Linked DNA regions of Homo sapiens: regions 2 and 3 are each linked to region 1. The links are chromatin loops, found by intact Hi-C in ENCODE. Cell type or tissue: endothelial cell of umbilical vein. All regions are shown on one strand. Links, peaks and the distances in the headings refer to the core of each region. The heading gives the core; the rest is flanking DNA.

What was found. Hi-C counts contacts between places; a loop is a spot of excess contacts. Peaks named below come from ENCODE experiments on the same cell type or tissue, not always from the same donor. Only the 100,000 strongest peaks of a DNase experiment are listed, where the experiment ranks them.
Region 2: it touches region 1 in a loop (6-fold over the local background); 1 of 110 quality-filtered maps calls a loop at or near these places.
Region 3: it touches region 1 in a loop (6-fold over the local background); 1 of 110 quality-filtered maps calls a loop at or near these places.

What each region holds. Positions count from the first base shown.
Region 1 is chr11:23,201,673-23,208,069 of GRCh38, forward strand. It overlaps LINC02718 (long intergenic non-protein coding RNA 2718), which reads left to right. Exons shown (of 11, transcript NR_187210.1): 11 at 1,326-4,125. Among named protein-coding and RNA genes, the nearest start is that of MIR8054, 210 kb to the right of the region's middle. In endothelial cell of umbilical vein, for the core only: no CTCF peak of the experiment used is centred there; DNase peaks (open chromatin) are centred at 4,009 and 5,209; H3K27ac peaks cover 2,788 bases.
Region 2 is chr11:23,311,163-23,317,559 of GRCh38, forward strand. No RefSeq gene overlaps it. Among named protein-coding and RNA genes, the nearest start is that of MIR8054, 100 kb to the right of the region's middle. In endothelial cell of umbilical vein, for the core only: no CTCF peak of the experiment used is centred there; DNase peaks (open chromatin) are centred at 3,219 and 3,549; H3K27ac peaks cover 661 bases.
Region 3 is chr11:23,120,552-23,126,948 of GRCh38, forward strand. The region is part of intron 4 of LINC02718 (long intergenic non-protein coding RNA 2718); the gene reads left to right. Among named protein-coding and RNA genes, the nearest start is that of CCDC179, 260 kb to the left of the region's middle. In endothelial cell of umbilical vein, for the core only: no CTCF peak of the experiment used is centred there; a DNase peak (open chromatin) is centred at 3,440; H3K27ac peaks cover 473 bases.

The DNA.
Region 1 (6,397 bases), core at 1,514-5,513:
TTGATGGAAAATTATGCTACCTTAGTGAGAAAGAGCAATAAATCCCCAGCAAATAAGCTTTGGAATTTTTATATAATTAGGTATAATTTTATAAGCCTATGCCAACTGATTCCTAATACTGAATAAGCTAATATTAGCCTTGGTATAAAGAGGCACTATATACAGATAGGGTCTCTGCCTTCATGGAGCTTAATGTTCACTGGGGAAGGGAAAACACAGTCAATTAAATTGTTGACCATGTGGGGGCTGGGATTACCAAGGTAATAGCTGAATATTGCTTGGACTTGGATTTAAGGAGGGACAAAGAGACAGGGGAATATTTTCATTGTTTGTCCTCTTGATGGTGGTAGCAGCCCATCTGGAGCAGCTGCTGTGAGGATGCCAGCAGTAGCAGGGGAGGCATGGCCAGGGCTGCATGCTCTGGGAACTGGGCTGGGAACAGGTGATTCAAGTAGGAGCCCCATACCCTACCGAGTTGGTGGGGTGGGAGCCCCTTGCTCCTGGGTGCAGCTGCAGCTGCCCAGACACAGCTCTGGACCTGGGCATCCCTGCACTCTCAGGAGCCCAGGAAGCTCCCTGCTCCCACAAGCTCAGAAGTGCCTACTCCTCCCTGACCTCTCCTGGCACCCATCCTGGTGCAGAGCAAAGCTGTGGCCAAGCCTGGGTGCTGGTGTGACCTGGCTGGGTGTGTATGCACTTGAGGCAGCACTGACACACCAGCCCTTGCTACGTCGGTCTCCTCCAAACTTTGGGCTCCAGTGAGCCCAAAAGGGAGGCCAGGGGGCTGAGAGTGGCTCAGCATAGGCCTGCAGGCACCTCTCAGTGTGGACAGCATGGGCACCACAGACAGTATGTTGATGGCAGGCAGGAGGCAGACAGGTCCCTTGGGGGGGAAGGGGTGGGTCCCTGGTGAACCCCCACCTTAAAGCCAAAGATGTTCTGAAGCCTGGGGGCTGAACTGCCAGTTCTGGGTGGAGTCAGCAATCTGGAGTGAGAACTTCCTTAAGACTTTTGGCTGATTAAATGGTGCTTATTTTAGTCCTGCCCATGGCCACCCATGGACCAATCAGCATGCACTGTCTCTTGCCCATGGACCAATCAGCATGTACTTCCTCTATTCTGAGCCCATAAAAACCCCAGACTCAGCCAACTCAGGCACTCATTGGGACTACCTGCCTGAGGATGTGAGCTGTGTACTTCAGGTCTCCTCTACGCTCCTTGTGATTAACTGCCTGTAGATAGGAGCTATCCACTTTGGGTCTTCTCTCCTCTGATAGCTGTTTGGCCATCCAATAAAGCTCTTCTCCACCTTGCTTATCCTCCAGTTGTCTGTGTAACCTCATTCTTCCTGGACATGGGACAAGAACTTGGGACCCGCTGAATGATGGGAGCAAAAGGAGCTGTATCATGTTCCTGGCCAGCTGGCTAAACTGCAGATGGTGACATGCTCCCAGACTGTGGGAGTGAAGAGTGGCAACCCTTCTGGCGGCCCAGACCTTAGCATTTCCCAGGCAGAGCTGCTGTAAAACTGTATCCCTCTTGCTCTTTGCTGGCACCAGGCGACTGGCCCACACAATGGGAAGCAACAGTGGGGCCAGGCCAGCCCAGGAGGTGTGGGCCAGAGTGGGGTGGTGGGACTGAAAAAGCTGTTAGACAAATGGGCTGAAACATGCCCCAACTCTTGCCATGCTGCAAGGGTTGAGGAGGGAAGAGCTGTCACCCTGCTGGGATCCCAGAACTCAGGGCTCCCCAAGCCAGGAATGTGCCATGCTGTAACACCCTCTTTGGGGCTCTGGGGTTCCTGGTGTCTCCAAGCTTTTGAGTGTCACTGCATTCTCTTTGTCAAGATGCTGGTGCCCGCAGCAGAAGCTGCTTATTGTACGTGTGGTCCAGCCACAGCCTTGCACAGAGCTGGCACCTGTGCTGGTGCCTGAAGCTGCCCCCCCGCTACAGAAATGAGAATTCCTGGCTGAGCACAGTGGCCAGACCTGTGCTTGCTTGCTTACACACCTTTTGCCCCTCCGTGCCTGGCTTGCCCTTTAGCAGGCATGGGATCCGGGCCAGAAGCATGAACCAAGTGCAGCCTGCTGGGCTGAGTGGGCTGAACAAGCCAGCCAGTGTGAGTAAAACTCAAGCAGAGGTGCCACCAGCTCTAGAGGTTTCCAGTTGGTGAAGCGACACTCTAAGGATCCTGTGACCCTCTCTCTCTTGATGATCTGAAATTTCCATCTCCATGTAATTAAAAATATAAAAATACATCCCAATAACTTTAATTTTGGCAGGTTATGAATGTGAAATTAGGGCATGGTGGCATGCTCTTGTAATCCTAGTAGCATTTTGGAAGGCTGAGGCCACAAGTTCAAGGCTGCAGTGCGGATTAATTATGAGCTCCTAAATGATAAAATTACTGTTGTTAACCGTTAGAGATGTTGGTAATTACTAGCTATGTTGAAAGAATGACTAAAAATGCATTAAGCATGAAATCATTATTAAGCTCAAATGGGGCATATTTAAAAGAGGAAACATAGACATCAAAATAAAGAAAAGATGTAGTTGATATGTCTTAAATTTGCTTTTAGTTTTGTATGTTTTCCTTTTGAAATGATAAAAATATATCCAATAAATAAAGTTGATAACTCTCCTTTGCTTTTGTCATATATAATAATTTTTCCAGATAAACAGTTTGATTGTGCAAATACCATAGAATTCTAGGCAGTGAATCAATTTATTCAGGTTTCATTTTAAAATGCTTTGTTAGTATAAGACAGGTAATATATACTTGTGTATTTTTTCCTCCTTTGTGTCAAGAGCTGTATAACTGATTAATTGTGCTAATTTATTAGCTTTAGAACCATGCAGAAAGAAGAGTGCTTCACAGAATGATTGCTTTATGAAGCATAAGGAGAAACAGATGAACATGTGAACAGTGAAAGATCTTTTCCATGGAACTGTGTTCATCCTCTGATTAAAACGAATTGTGTAAAGTTGTATATTGTATTTCACCCTTAGCATTTGGAAATGTGCATGTAATTTTGGTTTTGGTGCTTCATTACAATAATGCGTAGAAAGAAAAAAGGTATTTATAGAATATTGCAAAAGCAAATTTGTAGGATAAAATATGTCTGGCCATGTGTATTAGATACTAGTTAACTCATATCATTACTTCATTGGTACTTCACTAAATTATGTCACAAAAGCAAATACAGGATTTTCCAGAGCATGCTTTTGGAAAAATCTGAAGTTTTATTGAGGACTCATTAATTTTCCCTGTCCCATAACTTACAATTTATTTCACAAGCATTATAAACTTCAGATCATTCAGATATTGCATTTTAGTATTGTAAATTATAAGAATAGATTTAGAATGCATACTTTTTGAGGATAGGTTGCTTTCCTTAATGAAAGTATCATATTTTTAGTTTACAGTGAAATTTAAAGAATGGTTTATTATTTGAGCTACAATTGCAAAAACTTTAGATAATACATTTAAACTTGGCATTAGAAAGAAAAAAACTTTCTAAATAGAAAAACTTTTCAACTTTTCTATTTTTCAACTAGAAATTTATACAGTTAGAATGTTTTTAAAGAAAAAGTTTTATCTGTAAGGGAAGTGCTTACTGCCAACATATTTCACCAAAGCTTAAATTCTCAAGAGGACATGTCATCCTTATAAGCAAACCATTCTGATTACATCAATCACATTATATTACCTTGGGTGACTGACTTGCATGAGAAACCAGCAGTTGTGACTTGAATTGCAATATGCAAGACAGTAAAAACCATATTTTACTTTAAAATATATTAATGTATTACTTTTCCTAATAAAATACATTGAAAATTTTTATCAGTAGCCAGGAAATTATAGAACTAGGCAGTTGTATTCCTGAAGCACTTTCAGTGTTCATGATAATTAATTTGAGAAGTAGACTCTTATCACACAGTAGCATCTGTTGAACATTCTTGTTTTTGGTAAAATTAATTTCTGACTGATTCATGAAATAAATGATAAGGAACATAAATTCAGCTCTTTACTGTATGACTCATGTAACCTATGACTTTTTGGGGGAAGTTTCACATAATGGGAATACATTAAGAAATGTTTTAAATAAAAACACATATAACTAACCTTTTCTCTTAGATCTCAGGCTCTATCTCCTACTGTTTCAAAGCTCTATGATTACAAATATTTTAATAAGGTCAATGTTAGTATATTATAAAGTTATGAAGTAGTCATATACTGAAAACTAAGTTCATTGAAAAATTTCCCAGAGAGATTAGGTAGAACCTCAAATAAGATAATGTTGTTTTCTCTAAGGTTCATTTGCCTGAGATTACTGGCAATCAGGATTCTAATTTGGAACTAAATTGTCAATCCAAATGTACTAACCTGATAGACTGAGTCTCATTACCACCCTCTGCAATGTGGAAGCCTGTTAAATGTGAATTATACATTTCACAATCAAATGGTCCTTTATTTAATCTACCTTCAGAACTTGACTTATTTTGATAATTTTACAAATATATAAGTGAATTGACATACATTCATTTATTCACAAAGCATTTTAAGAGTTACTAAAAGTGATCCCATTTTGGAGAATAGCTTAAAATAATTTCTAATAGGCTTTTAGAGTGGTGAGATTGCAAAAGGCTCTCTTTTCTAAAATCTTTTTTATATTTTCTAAATTTACTATATATAAATATAATATTCTGCAAACAAAATATGTTACTTTAAAAAGAAAGACTATTTTTAATATCCTGACTTTCAAATAATGGGACATTGTAAGGTTATGTACAAAAAAATAAAATATTGAAAACTTTGTATTTCTTCAGCTGAAAAGAGATTATCTGGTTAAATATAAGCAAGTGCATGCTTGAGAGATTCTCACTGTCTGTAAGGTTCTGATAGATATTTAGATCAAGGAAAATTTAACCTGGAATAACTTTCAAAAAAATCTTAGAAACAATGAAATAAACTTACTATTGAAGTATAGAGTATGAACTAAAGGGGTTGTCAGGAAGATCCTTCAGAATAATATTTCTGAATGATTGAAGAAAACTAGAAAGCAAGAGTGTGCATGTGGGTGTGTGTGAGTGTGTGTATGTGTGTGTAAGATAGAGACAGAAAGAGAAAGAGAGAGTGGGAGAATTTAAATAATGGAAGGTTTCCTTAGATTGAATCTTTAGGTTATCTGTTTGTCATTCTGAGTCATTCTCTGAGTAACTCCTGAAGACTGAATTACTCTATTCTTTGAATAATTGGGAATGGGCATAGATCATATTTTGAATGTCTTCATTCCTTCCTCCAAGTCACAAATCTAAGACAGTTTGGCTATATAAATCTGTTTAAATTATTATAATTATTCTGAGTGGCATCAGGTCTGTAAATACAATGAAAAAACCCAAAGAACTTCTTACTGTCTAAAGGATGATTATGAAGCTCTATGTACATAGCTCCCATACTGCTTAACTCATATTATTACTTCATTGCTACTTCACATTACTTCATTGCTATTTGAACTGCCCACAGTTCATAATATAAAAGAAAGAGAATCCATCTTACAAGTTGTATTGAGATTAGAGGTAATATTGGAATGCCAACAGTCAGGCAGATTTTTACAATCATGTGTCTAATCAACAAAAGTGCCAGGCTATTAATGAACTGCACAGACTATTTAGAAGCCTAAGACCCTGACCCTGCCATGAAAGACCTTTAAAACTAACTGAGGAGCTTGTATCTGGTTCACTTTTTGAGAACTTGCCCATATAAGTGATATGCCCCGGAGCTTTATTTGTATCTTCACGTTACATAATTAGATAAGTAAATCAGAATTTCTTTCTTTTAGAAAAATATAAAAATATTCAGCAATCTGAAACCACAGCCTGATAAATAGCTGGCTTTTGGAATTAAGCTTATAAAGTTATATGACTATTCATGATAAAATTTTAACTTTTGACATAAGTTAAATAAGCTTAAATAAAATTTGTTATGAATTTAAGGATGTGTATAGTGAAGATAATTTTCCTGTTAAGTAATCTTATAGAAATAGTTCAATGGCTTTCCCCCATGGCATTTTCTTACGTGTTTTTACTTTCAGTAAAATTTTATAAACATTCCACTATTCACATATTTTTTAAAATCTTGGTTAGTTCTGCTATTTTCAACCTGTTAGAAAAATCTTGGTTGGTTTTTGCTTAATGATTAGCTATTTGAATCAGGTTTCTTTGTGGATTCTAGTTTGCCCCTGTTTCTCTTAAAAAATATATATAGATATATACTTAGATATAAAATATTTATACACACACATATATATGTATCTATTCATTTCATCTGGTTTTGTCAAGTTGAATTATATTTTTGAAGAACAGTTTGTCTTCTTAAATTATTGTAGAAAATAGT
Region 2 (6,397 bases), core at 1,416-5,415, 110 kb after region 1:
GTAGTAAATGAAGTCGGTGATATTATTACTATTATTATTTAAGACAGATTTGCAATCTGTTGCCCAGGATGGAGTGTAATGGCGCAATTTTGGCTCACTGAAACCTCTGCCTCCTAGGCTCAAATGATCTGCCTGCCTCAGCCTCCCAAAGCGCTGGGACCTAACAGACATGAGTGACTGCAAACTGCCTGTGATTTTTTAATTTTTTAATTTTTTTATTTTTGAGATGGGATCTCACTATGTTGCCCAGGTGGAGGGCAGTGGTGCAAACTCAGGCTCACTGCCACCTATGCCTCCTTGGCTCAAGCGATCTTCCAACCTCAGCCTCCCAAGTAGCTGGGGCCACAGGCACATGCCGCCATGCCCAGCTAATCTTTTGTATTCTTGATAAAGACGATGTTTCACCATGTTGCTCAGGCTGGTCTTGAACTCTTGAGTTCAAGTGACTCTTGTGCCTTGGCCTCTCAAAGTATTGAGATTACAGGCATGAGCCACCATACTTGGCCCTGTGATACTATTTTTAATAAAATTTTTAAAACTTTATTTCTGAGGAAAATTACATGGTCTCATTCAGTTTAACATTTTATATTATATTATTTTGAGATGCTCAAATTCTTTTATGGATTAAGCAAAAATTCCCTGAATGGTAAATGGCACTCGATACATGATTATTCTTTCACTGACTATTTATACAACCCTAAGAAGTACTTACCTAGAATTCACTCTGCTCAAGTGACTTCGACAGCTGAAAAAAAAAAAAAAGCAAACAAAGCAAAAAACTGTCTAAAGAACATCATCTCAATTCTCAAGGTTAAAAAAGACGAAAATAGTAAGTATTTAACATGTTTCAGGAGTTCATTTTATTTGTACAAATTGGCTAACGATAACTATAATTGCTTAAGAGATTATCCAGATTTTTATTGATGAGTAAATTAAACTTTAAAATCAACAGGAAATTTTTTCCAGATGATATCATCAGGAAGTGGTAGGGCTGGAAGGCCCACTCAGTTTATCCTCTCCCAATCCCGTGGTTTTTCAACCATAGCATAATACTTGAGTATAAGGCTGTCATCTGAAGTTGTGGGTTCTAGTAACAACTAAGTTCCTAACCCTTGTTGCATCTTGAATAAGTCATTTACTATTTTTGGTTTTATGTTTTCTAAACTTTTTTATTTGCTTCTTGCCTTTGCTTTATTTATTTTTCTTATTTTCCTACATTAAAAATGGGCATGGAATGAGCTAGATGATTTTTTAAGCTATTTTCAGTCCTGTATCAACACATAGCTTCTCCTGGGTGACCATTTTTCATGGTTAGCTCAAAAATATTTGTGAGGTTGGTAATGATGAATTTTTTTCTTTGAAGTTTTTTTGCATACATGTGTTTCAGTAAAGAAAATAAATAAGAGGCCCTATGCAGTAATTTTGTCTTTTAATATCTGAATCCTATTTACCCATGGCGTACTCCACTAAAATTTTCTCCTTTTATCTTCATTTTCTGTCTTAATTATTGATCTGAGATTTAGTTGCCCTTGAAACTGATGCGCTCAGCAGCTCCAGGGTGGTGGAGTGAGATGGTTGCTAGGCAACCTCACTAGTATCAGACGGGTTATTGAGATCTTTACCTTTGAGAGTCTTGCTTGTGGAGAATCTAAGGAAAAAGCTACTTCTAACTCCTGTGTCTTTAAGTCTCAGAAAATCCAGAGATTTGGAACAAACATACAACATATTTAGAAAGGATTTTCAGGAAAAAATTAGGTGGAATATTTGTGTTTTTTTTCCAGGTTTAAGGAGGTTGCTTTAAAAGAAAAAGTCTTTTGATCCTGTTTTGGTTTCCTACTGCTACATAACAATCATGACAAAACTAATGGTTTAAAAATATAAATGTATTATCTCACAGTTTCTATAGATTAGAAGTCTAGGTATGGTGTTGCTGGGTCTCTGCTCAGGGTTTCCTAATGCTGTAATCAAGGTGTCTGCTGGGGTTGTGGTCTCATTTAAGGCCTAAGATCTTCTTCCAGGTTCTTGTGGTTGTTTGCAGAATTCATTTCCTTGCAGCAACTGACCTCTTCGTGGTTTATTTCTTTAAAGCTAGCAAGAGAAAAAGAGAGAGTTTCTGTTGCTTCCAAACTCTGAGCTCAGAAAAGTCCAAAGCCCTTTTTCAAAGAGCCCAATTAGGTCAGGCTCATACAAGGCAATCTTCCCTTTTTAATTGATATGTCATAATTGTACATATTTATGAAGTACGTGTGATGTTTTGATATATGCCTACAATGTGCGATGATCAAATTAGGTTAATTAGAATATCCACTACTTCAAACATTTATTATTTCTTTGTGTTGGGATCATTTCAAATCTTTTCTGGCTATTTTGAAACATGCAATACATTGTTGTTAACCATAGTCACTCTACTGTGCTGTAGAACACTAGAACTTATGACTTCTAACTGTAGTTTTTACCCATTAACCAACTTATAACATCCCTTTGATGAACTAAATTTAACTGATTGGGGACCTTAATTATATCTGAAAAATTCCTTCATTTTAGTCATATAACGTAAAATAACCTTATTGTGTTCACAGGTCTCACCCACACTCAAGGAAAGGAGCTTATTTAATGGTGTAGATTATTGGTGATCACCTTAAAATTTTACCTATGACAGATGTATTTTAAGTATATAATCAGTGTTCTATTACACTCTCAAATTCTGGGCGGAGATAATAACACAAATAGTTAATTCATTTCTAAGTTCTACTGACTATCAATTATTTTACAATCATATTTTAATAATCACTAAATGTGATTTATTTTAAAATATTACAGTTAGAGCTATTTTCTGTAAATCAAATCATACTTATCAGAGCATTATTTCTGGAGAAATGAATGTGTAATAAATATTGAAGAATATTATGGGGAGCATCTAGTATTAGATGATTCAATTTTATGGCTATGCTTATTAGATTAATTTTGATTGTGATCCAGGCCCAGGGAAGAAATGAAGGCTGAAAATTTTCCATTACTTTTGGTTGATGCAGGTAGTAAATTTTTATACCAGATTAACAGCCAAATCTTGACTTCAAGCTTGTAAATTAGAGTAATATTTCCTCTAGGGAATACAAGAGCACTTTTTTTTTTTTTTGCCATTGTTCATTTCCTACTTCTCTGATGTTATCTCAACACATGAGGGAAAAGTTGGTTCAGAAATAGGAATTGGTCTATTAAACGTAGGCTGTTTTCAAGGGTCACGAGAATATTGTTGGAGCAATCCTGTTGGTTAGTTTGCATTTCCTGAGACCAGAAGAGTCGATGAATAAGAAAACATGACAATAATAGAAAAATAAGAAACAGTACAAACAATCATGTCTCAGAGATTTCTGCAGAGGCATTTGTGAGAGATAACTGAATATATTAGAGTACATATTTTATCGGGCTCTCATAGATTTCCATCTGCAGGTAAACTTTCTTCTGAATTAGTTTTGTTTCATTTATAAATTTCATAAAAATTCAAGCCCTTTGTTTATAATTAAATGGTTAGAAGGACTTTAGAAAGAAATTGACAATTTAAATCATGCCAGAGTATGTCTGAATATATATTTTCCTTGGCAGACTGATCTATTCAGGAAATGTGTCTACGTAACCAAGGCAGATGGGAAATATTTGACAATGGTTATTGTCACCCTTCCTTTCCATCCTTTATGTCCCATCATGGACCCCTGAAGACAAATCATAAATATGAGGGGCATAAATTCTTACACAGATTGCATTATTATTTGTTCCACTAGCTAAAAAGAATTTCAAAGGCTACTATTATGTTTTAAATGTAATTAAGAAGGCAGTAAATAGACAGGTGAAAATATCATGTTGGATGCAGTATTGCCTTGTATTCTATCTGTACTTGGAAAGTTGGATAAACAGAATACTTTTTAATAAACTAGTATGAAAGCACACAAATTCATACATATACTTATGCACAATTATTAATAGAACAGTACTTAATAAGCCCTTAAATGTGAGCAAAATTTTGGACTTTCTAATAAGAAAAAATAAAACTATGCTGGTTGAAAAGCAGTACCACCTATTAAAAATACTATGCAAGCCATATATGTAATTAAAAATTTTTTAGGAATCACATTAAAAACATAAAAAGAAAAAAATAAAATTAATATATTTTATTTACTTTTCAAGGAACAATACATTTTGAAAGCAAAATAAATAAATTATAACATAAAACAGGGTCTGCCAGAGTCTGAATATTTTATTGTTAGAGTTTCCAGAAAAGGTCATGTCGTCACACATAATGAGAAGCAGCTGACTCTCTGATGGAGCTTTCTGGACCAACTGGGTGGATATTTTGGAATTCCTGGGGAGGCTCTTTCACCACCTTTATACCACGCACTTCAGCATTTGATTGCAAATGGATGTCTGTGATTCTAGGCATCTACTTTGTGACAAAACATCTTGCGTGTATATTGAGATCCACTGTTTATCCAATAACAAAACCAAAGTGTCCATTGTACAAGTAAAAAGACTTAAAGCTTACTTTAGCAATTGAGCCAGGATCTCAAGATGCAAATGCCTGGATGGAATGGATTAAATACTCAGTCTGCACTCTAAGCAAAAGCGATTGTTACACTTGAGTGCATCGTAGGCCAGAGGCCCAGGTTGTCCCCTTTCCCACTTGGATGGTTATTTACACATGGCATATCAATTCAATGACACATCTCTAATCAGCGATCTCATGGATCTCTTCTTTTTTGTACCTTATTCGTGGTCACTTAGACTGATGTTGGAACATCTTAAAGGTTCCTAAGATGTTCCTAAGTCCCAGAGTTACGGCAAAGACTTGTTAGTGCTGCAGAAAATCCCTCTCAAGTGGCCACAAGAAAGCTCCCTCCCTGTTTTACCTCAGTTAATTTCCTGGTATTCCACCAGGCTATCTTTTAAACCAGGCCATCCTAAACAAATTCAGATGGGTAAAAATTCATTTAGCCATTTTACAATGATGTCACCAGTGGGTAAGTGTAAGCAATAATATTTTTGTGCAGACAGACATCAGAATTAATTTCTTAATATAGTTTGAATAATCATATAAATTCCTCTTAAGTTATCAAAGATTCTTACCTAGAGATACTTCGACTAATACACTCAATTTTAATTTTACTTTTACTTTTAAAATTTAAATACTATAAGGTGTAAGGAAGGGATCCAGTTTCAGCTTTCTACATATGGCTAGCCAGTTTTCCCAGCACCATTTATTAAATAGGGAATCCTTTCGCCATTGCTTGTTTTTCTCAGGTTTGTCAAAGATCAGATAGTTGTAGGTATGCGGCGTTATTTCTGAGGGCTCTGTTCTGTTCCATTGATCTATATCTCTGTTTTGGTACCAGTACCATGCTGTTTTGGTTACTGTAGCCTTGTAGTATAGTTTGAAGTCAGGTAGTGTGATGCCTCCAGCTTTGTTCTTTTGGCTTAGGATTGTCTTGGCAATGCGGGCTCTTTTTTGGTTCCATATGAACTTTAAAGTGGTTTTTTCCAATTCTGTGAAGAAAGTCATTGGTAGCTTGATGGGGATGGCATTGAATCTGTAAATTACCTTGGGCAGTATGGCCATTTTCACGATATTGATTCTTCCTACCCATGAGCATGGAATGTTCTTCCATTTGTTTGTATCCTCTTTTATTTCATTGAGCAGTGGTTTGTAGTTCTCCTTGAAGAGGTCCTTCACATCCCTTGTAAGTTGGATTCCTAGGTATTTTATTCTCTTTGAAGCAATTGTGAATGGGAGTTCACTCATGATTTGGCTCTCTGTTTGTCTGTTGTTGGTGTATAAGAATGCTTGTGATTTTTGCACATTGATTTTGTATCCTGAGACTTTGCTGAAGTTGCTTATCAGCTTAAGGAGATTTTGGGCTGAGACAATGGGGTTTTCTAGATAAACAATCATGTCGTCTGCAAACAGGGACAATTTGACTTCCTCTTTCCTAATTGAATACCCTTTATTTCCTTCTCCTGCCTAATTGCCCTGGCCAGAACTTCCAACACTATGTTGAATAGGAGGGGTGAGAGAGGGCATCCCTGTCTTGTGCCAGTTTTCAAAGGGAATGCTTCCAGTTTTTGCCCATTCAGTATGATATTGGTTGTGGGTTTGTCATAGATAGCTCTTATTATTTTGAAATACGTCCCATCAATACCTAATTTATTGAGAGTTTTTAGCATGAAGGGTTGTTGAATTTTGTCAAAGGCTTTTTCTGCATCTATTGAGATAATCATGTGGTTTTTGTCTTTGGCTCTGTTTATATGCTGGATTACATTTATTGATTTGCGTATATTGAACCAGCCTTGCATCCCAGGGATGAAGCCCACTTGATCATGGTGGATAAGCTTTTTGATGTGCTGCTGG
Region 3 (6,397 bases), core at 1,416-5,415, 81 kb before region 1:
TCTACTAAAAATATAAAAATTAGCCGGGCATGGTGGTGTGTGCCTGTAATTTCAGCTACCCGGGAGGGTGAGGCAGGAGAATCACTGGAACCCTGGAGGTGGAGGCTGCAGTGAGCCGAGATTGTGTCACTGGCACTCCAGCCTGGGTGACAGAGAAAGACTTCATCTCTAAAAAAAAAAAGATAGAAAGAAAAAAAAAAAGAAAATAAACTTAAATTTTCACAATCTGAAAACCAGAGGAAAATCCTAGATGCTTAAAGAGATGAAAAAATGATTTGTTGGGGATAGGCAACACACTAAAGATGAGAAGTCAGATTGGCTTCAAACTTCTCATCTCAAGCAATGGAAAGCAAAAAAAAATGTGCTGTGTGTTCAAAATTCCGAAATTCCCATTTAATGTAATTTCCAAAATAGAATCTGATATATGAAGAAACCATCAATGATGTATTGGATTGAAATAGGATCAACAGGCTGTATTTTACAAATTGTATCTGCCCTGCTCCCTCTTTCTGGAAAATATTTCACTAAAGTGAAGTAGAAAGCAAAAGAAAAAAAAAAAAAAAAAGAGGAAGGGAAGACATGGGATTTAGGAAACAAGGGCTCCAGTGCCAAAGAATGGTAAAGAAAATACCTGGCACAAGAAAGAAGAAATTCTTCTTCATGGAGAACCACCTGGCCTTCAGATGTCTCTGCCAGAAACATGTCTTAAATCTAGGTGGTGATCCATGTCCTGAAGTCTTAGGAATGATGAAATAGATACAATGCCTGTGTCTTTAGAGGTGATTTAAACAGTGGCAAAGCATTTGCAGCTGAAGTATAGTTCAGAGGAAAATGAACCAGGGAACAAATAAACAAAAAATCCAAGGCGAAGGAAACACTCATGAGAAAAGTAATCATAGTTTACTACATGACTATTTGTGAGCACTGTTTACATATAACTAAGGACTGAATACCACCCCTCCAGCCCCTCCAAATGCATATATTGAAGCTCTAACCTCCAGTATGACTGTATTTGGAGATGGAGCCTTTAGGAGAGAATTAAGTTTAAATAAGACCATAAGGGTGGTGCTCTGATTTAGTTTGGATATTTGTCACCCCAAACTCTCATGTTGAAATGTGATCCCCAATGTTGGAGGTGGGGCCTAGTGAAAGGTTTTTGGGTCATGGGGGTGGATCCCTCAGGAATGGCTTTGTGCTCTCTCTGTGGTAATGAGTTAGCTCTCACTCTATTAATTCATACAAAAGTTGGATGCTTAAAAGAGGTGGCACCCGTCCCTTCATTCTCTCTTGCTCCCCCTCTCACCATAAGACACGTCTGCTCCCTGTATTCCTTCTGCCATGATTGAAAGCTTCCTGAGGTTCTCAGCAGAAGCAGATGCTGACACTGTGCTTCTTGTGCAGCCTGCAGAACAGTGAGCCAAATAAACCTCTTTTCTTTATGAATTACCCAGCCTCTGATATTCCTTTATAGCAACACAAAACAGATTAACACAGACTCTAATCTAATAAGGATAGTGCCCTTATAAAGAGAGGACAAGACACCAGACTCACTCGCTCTCTGTCGCTCTTTCTTAAGGCAGTCTGAGCCAACACACATATTCAAAAATAATCTAAAAGTTGCACATTTATTTAACTGAGATTAGGATATAAAAGATGGGAAAGAAAGTGCTTTTTGTAGCAATGGAAACAGGAAAAATAGCAAAATAGTTACTTAATTATAGTAATAAATCAATAGCCATTACTTATTGGTGTAAAATCAAGAAGTAACAATACAATGTAATTATTTAGAGACATGAAATTAAATTGTAAACCAAAATTCAGAGAAGAAAGCTGAAAATGTTGCATCGGGAGAGATGGAAATAAGTGAGAAAATGGGAATGGAGAGAGGTACAGGACTTTAAGTTTTAAAATAAAACGTGTTATTTATTTAAATACTTCTTAAAATTATGTACGTTATATTTTAAAGATAATAAAAATAATGAAATTTGTGTGTACTCATGAGAGAGAGAGAGAAATCAGTTTGTCCTCTCAAAAGAAAACTGTGTCTGAATTTCAGTTGCTTATTTTGTAGGTGTGTCTAAAATGGATCTTAGAAAGTAAATAGAAACACATTTTTCCTGTAATTTAATTTATGAAAATATGAAATTCATAAAGCTGGGTCTAGAATCGCTGTGACCTGCCTTCTTAAAGTCTAAAATCTAGTGGGAAAAGTGAATCTGCTTCTCAATGGACTCCACTTGGCCTCTCATCCCTGTGGCAAGAGGATGGAAAGTACTAATTCCCTCAAATGAGCCTTCATTTTAGAGCTGTGTATGGCATCATTCTCACTAGAAACTAATCACTAAGAGTGGGGAAGAAATATAGAAATGTGTTCCTGAAAGAAAACCATGTGAATAGATATTCACCCAGTGAGTGGCCAAAACACACACACACACACACACACACACACACACACACACACAATGTCAATTAGAAAGGCTAAACCCTGTAGGTTCACAATCAAATGTCAGTTGGCTCTTTCTCACAACATCTTTCACTGTAATAATGTTATCACTCGACATGAAGGCCTAGCACTACCAAAGTGTCTTCAGCTTATTTCTGCTTTTGACTCTCCATATTTAAACATTTGCTAAGTTCAATAAAGTCTACTGCTTCAGTGACCAATTTATTTCAGCATGATTATAGTTCTGTATCTCATTGCTGCTTGCTTAGATTATTGAAGTGCCTCATCACTGGTTTGAGTTTTCTGGGTTTTTTTTTCTTTCACCCCACTCTCACAATCACACAGTTCTAATCATTTTCTATTTTTTCTTAAGTATTTCAAATATTTTTCCAAAACTATAATAGCTTAAAACTAAAAACAAGCTTATTATTTATATTTAATAAACTTTAGTTCTTTAACAGGATGTAATATTATACAACTCTTAGAATTATAATTCTCAAGAATGTAGGGGTTATATGCATATTATGGTGTAATATTAAAGAAATAAAAAAGCAGATTGTGACAACACTAGTTATGCATGGTGCACCATGAGCACCTGAATGAAGAAAGAAATTAATTCACAAACACCTTGGTGTGGTATTAGAATTAAGTGTTTTCTTTATATTTTTCTTTAACATCCGTGATAAGACATCTGTGGTAAAGACTTCCAGTGCTCAAACATTTTGATGGTCTGTCTGAGCCTATGGACATTTGAGAGGTTTGTGCTTCTCAGTCCTTTTGCAGCCAGGTGAGATCATTTGACTGGTTTTGTCCAATGGCCTGTGATAGAAGCGACATAGGACATTTTCATGCTGAAGCATTTGTTTCCTGGGGTGAACATTTCCAGCTCTCTTTCTTCCCTTTGCACAGTGATCAGAGAGTAATTTTCATGTGGAGACAGGGGAGCCACAGGATGTAAGCATCTTGGGTCACATAGTTACTTTACAGAGGACGATTGCCCTGCTGAGTCATCCAGGCCACTGTGCACTAGACATGCGTGATAAATAAACCTTTGTTGTGTTAACATAATGATTTATGTGTTTATTTGTTAAAGCAAGATAAGTTAGCTTATCCTGATTAGCACATCTTTTAAATGATAAAAGTAATAAAGCAAAAATATTCAATAATCAAATGAAGAAAAATTCTTTTACATGCTTAAATAAATAGAAATCACAATTATAATTGTCCTGAGGTTTTAAATCCATTTAGAAATAAAGTAGATTAATTTAAAAATATATTTTAAAATGAATTAATTTTCTGCTGAAAAATATTAATTTGGATTTCTTTTGCACTTTCTTTATGTCTGGCTTATTTCCTAGTACATTCTAAATTTGTACCAGCCCCTCTATGACTAATAGAATTGTCATAAAAGATAGCCATGCTTTTATTTAATTCCAACAGTAATTCAGTTTGATGTATTTGTTCATTCATTTATTCTTTCATTAATTTATGTAATATATCTTAATTGAAAACCTACCATGTGTCAGACACTGTTCTAAGTACTCAGGATACAAATAACAGTAACCAAAATAACTACATTTAATAACTCTCTTTTTTTCTGTTCTATAAATTATTTGAAGCATTTTATCTCATTTGATTCTTGTATTTATGATGAGCCTGGTTGTTATTCTAATCTTGGGTAACGAATCTGAGTCCTAGAGAATTCAAGTAATGTTCATAAAGTACCACAGCTGATAAATGAAAAACCTAGGATTCAAATCCATGTCTGAAACCAACGTGTAACCTCTTTTCTTCACGTTGTGTTACCATAAACCCCAGTTTTCAGTTTACATTTATTGCCCTATTTTATGGAAATATAATACCCTATTACTCTTCAAAGTATCCTGGTGTGGAAGATAAAATATGTGGCCATTTTACTCATGCTTTGTAGCTTCACATGGTCACTGCTCACAGGATAGGGAAAGTTCAACCATGTCCAGAGGTATTTTCAAGGGTAATCAAACATAAAGGTAACATTGAAAGACCAGTAAATCTTCCTTGTTCATTGTTATCCTATGTAGTAGAGGAGTCTCAACAGAAAAGAGCACTTTAGGAAAAACAAAAAACAAGCAGGAAGTTGGAGTAGTGATACGTAAAGAAATTCAGTAACAGCCAAGAAATGTCAACAAAGAACCCAATTGTGCTAATTTGCTGCCAAGAAGACACACAACTGTACTTCATAATGTTAAATTATGTATGACTTTCCCAAGCTTATTTATTTACTGGATTATGCAAGAGTACCCAGATGGCCAGCCAAGGTCATATAGATAAGTGGCATAGTACAGAATGTTGACTGAAAAGAGCAATATCACTGCTAAATAAGAATAATCAGTCCCTGAACATCACACTCATTTGTGAGCCTACATATAGATCAAGAATGAAATGCTGTGAGAGTTTATTTTGTGGCTACAGACATCAGCCATGGTGGGCCTCTTTGTCAGATTATAAATTTGGAAAGTTACTTCATATTTTACTTGACTGACCACTAGTTATTATCTGATTTATGTCCCATAGTTGTCCTAAATAAATGAATAAAAAAAGAAATGGGAGAGAAGAAGAGAGAAAAGAAGAATTGTAAGACAGTTTCTACCGCAAAGATATAGACAAACCAGATTTCACATCTTCTGTCTTAGTAGTTATGGCACATGTGGAAAATGTTTAATAACAGCATCGATTGTCAGTTTTCTCATCTGTAAAGTGGGAGCATATCATTTTTTAGAACTGTTGGGGGGATGGTAGGTGCATATATGAAAAAATAAAATAACTTTCAAAATAAGTCAACAATACAATGAATTCCTATACAATTTAATGTTACTTGGGTTGGATACTTTTAAGTATTATGTCCAATGCAAAGCAAATAATCCTGTGCTCTACCCCAAGATCAGCCCATTTCTGGAGGACTGATACTGACACTTGCCAGCAGATAATAAGTGAATATTACCAGTCAGGGACTCCTTTGGGGGATAGCGAAGGCCCTGGAATCCATGACATATCCTTTTAAAATAGTAAAAAAAAAAAAAAAAAAAAAATGTGGATATTTAGGTTTTATCTGGAAAAACATGGGAGAACCTATCTATCTTTAAATACTCAAAAGGCTTTCACAATCAATCAGCATAAGTAAATCAATCAAATAGTAAATGTCCTGGGAGTTACGTTTGGTGTAACAATTATAACAGTCCATAATTTGTAGATTTAAGGGCATGCTTTAAGTGGCTGGGTAACCATTTACAAGGGCATGAGAGAAACTAGCAAACATTTTTAAAAAGTTGAAATTCTTGAATTCTAAGAATTCTTCCAACTCTTACATGTTTCTTCGTGCCCAGTAGTTTACAGTGAAGCAATATATTTGAAATGTCATGCATTCACTAGAAGTTTATGCAAAAAATGAAATAGAAACAAAATTGTGGAGGACAAAGATGTAAAAAATAAGATGGAAAATATACATTGCAGAAACAAATCAGCAAAAATTACTAACAAAATAATTTAAGAAACATTTTAGGACTTAAGAACATGACTTTCTAGATTGAAAGGGCTCACAAAACGATGAAAAAATATGAAAACATAAAATCATACTAAAGCAAACATACCATTGTGGATGTTCCTAACACTGAGAATAATGTGAAAAACCTAACGCCTTTCAGAGGATGGGAGCAAAAAGGCCACATACTAAGGTGTCAAGAAGCAAAATTGCTTTGGACTTCTCTTTTCTAATTTTTGGAGTTTGAAGTAGTTTGGTTTCTTAGAATATCAGAATGTATTTTCTGCTAGTCTTGTAAAGTAGAAAAAGTAAAAACACTTTTATATTCCAAATTCTTTTAATTTTTTGAGCATAAATATGTTTTTTAATCCAGGGTTGGCAAAATAAAGCCTGCAGGACAAATCTAGCTCTTTGCCTAGTTTAATAATGACCTGTGA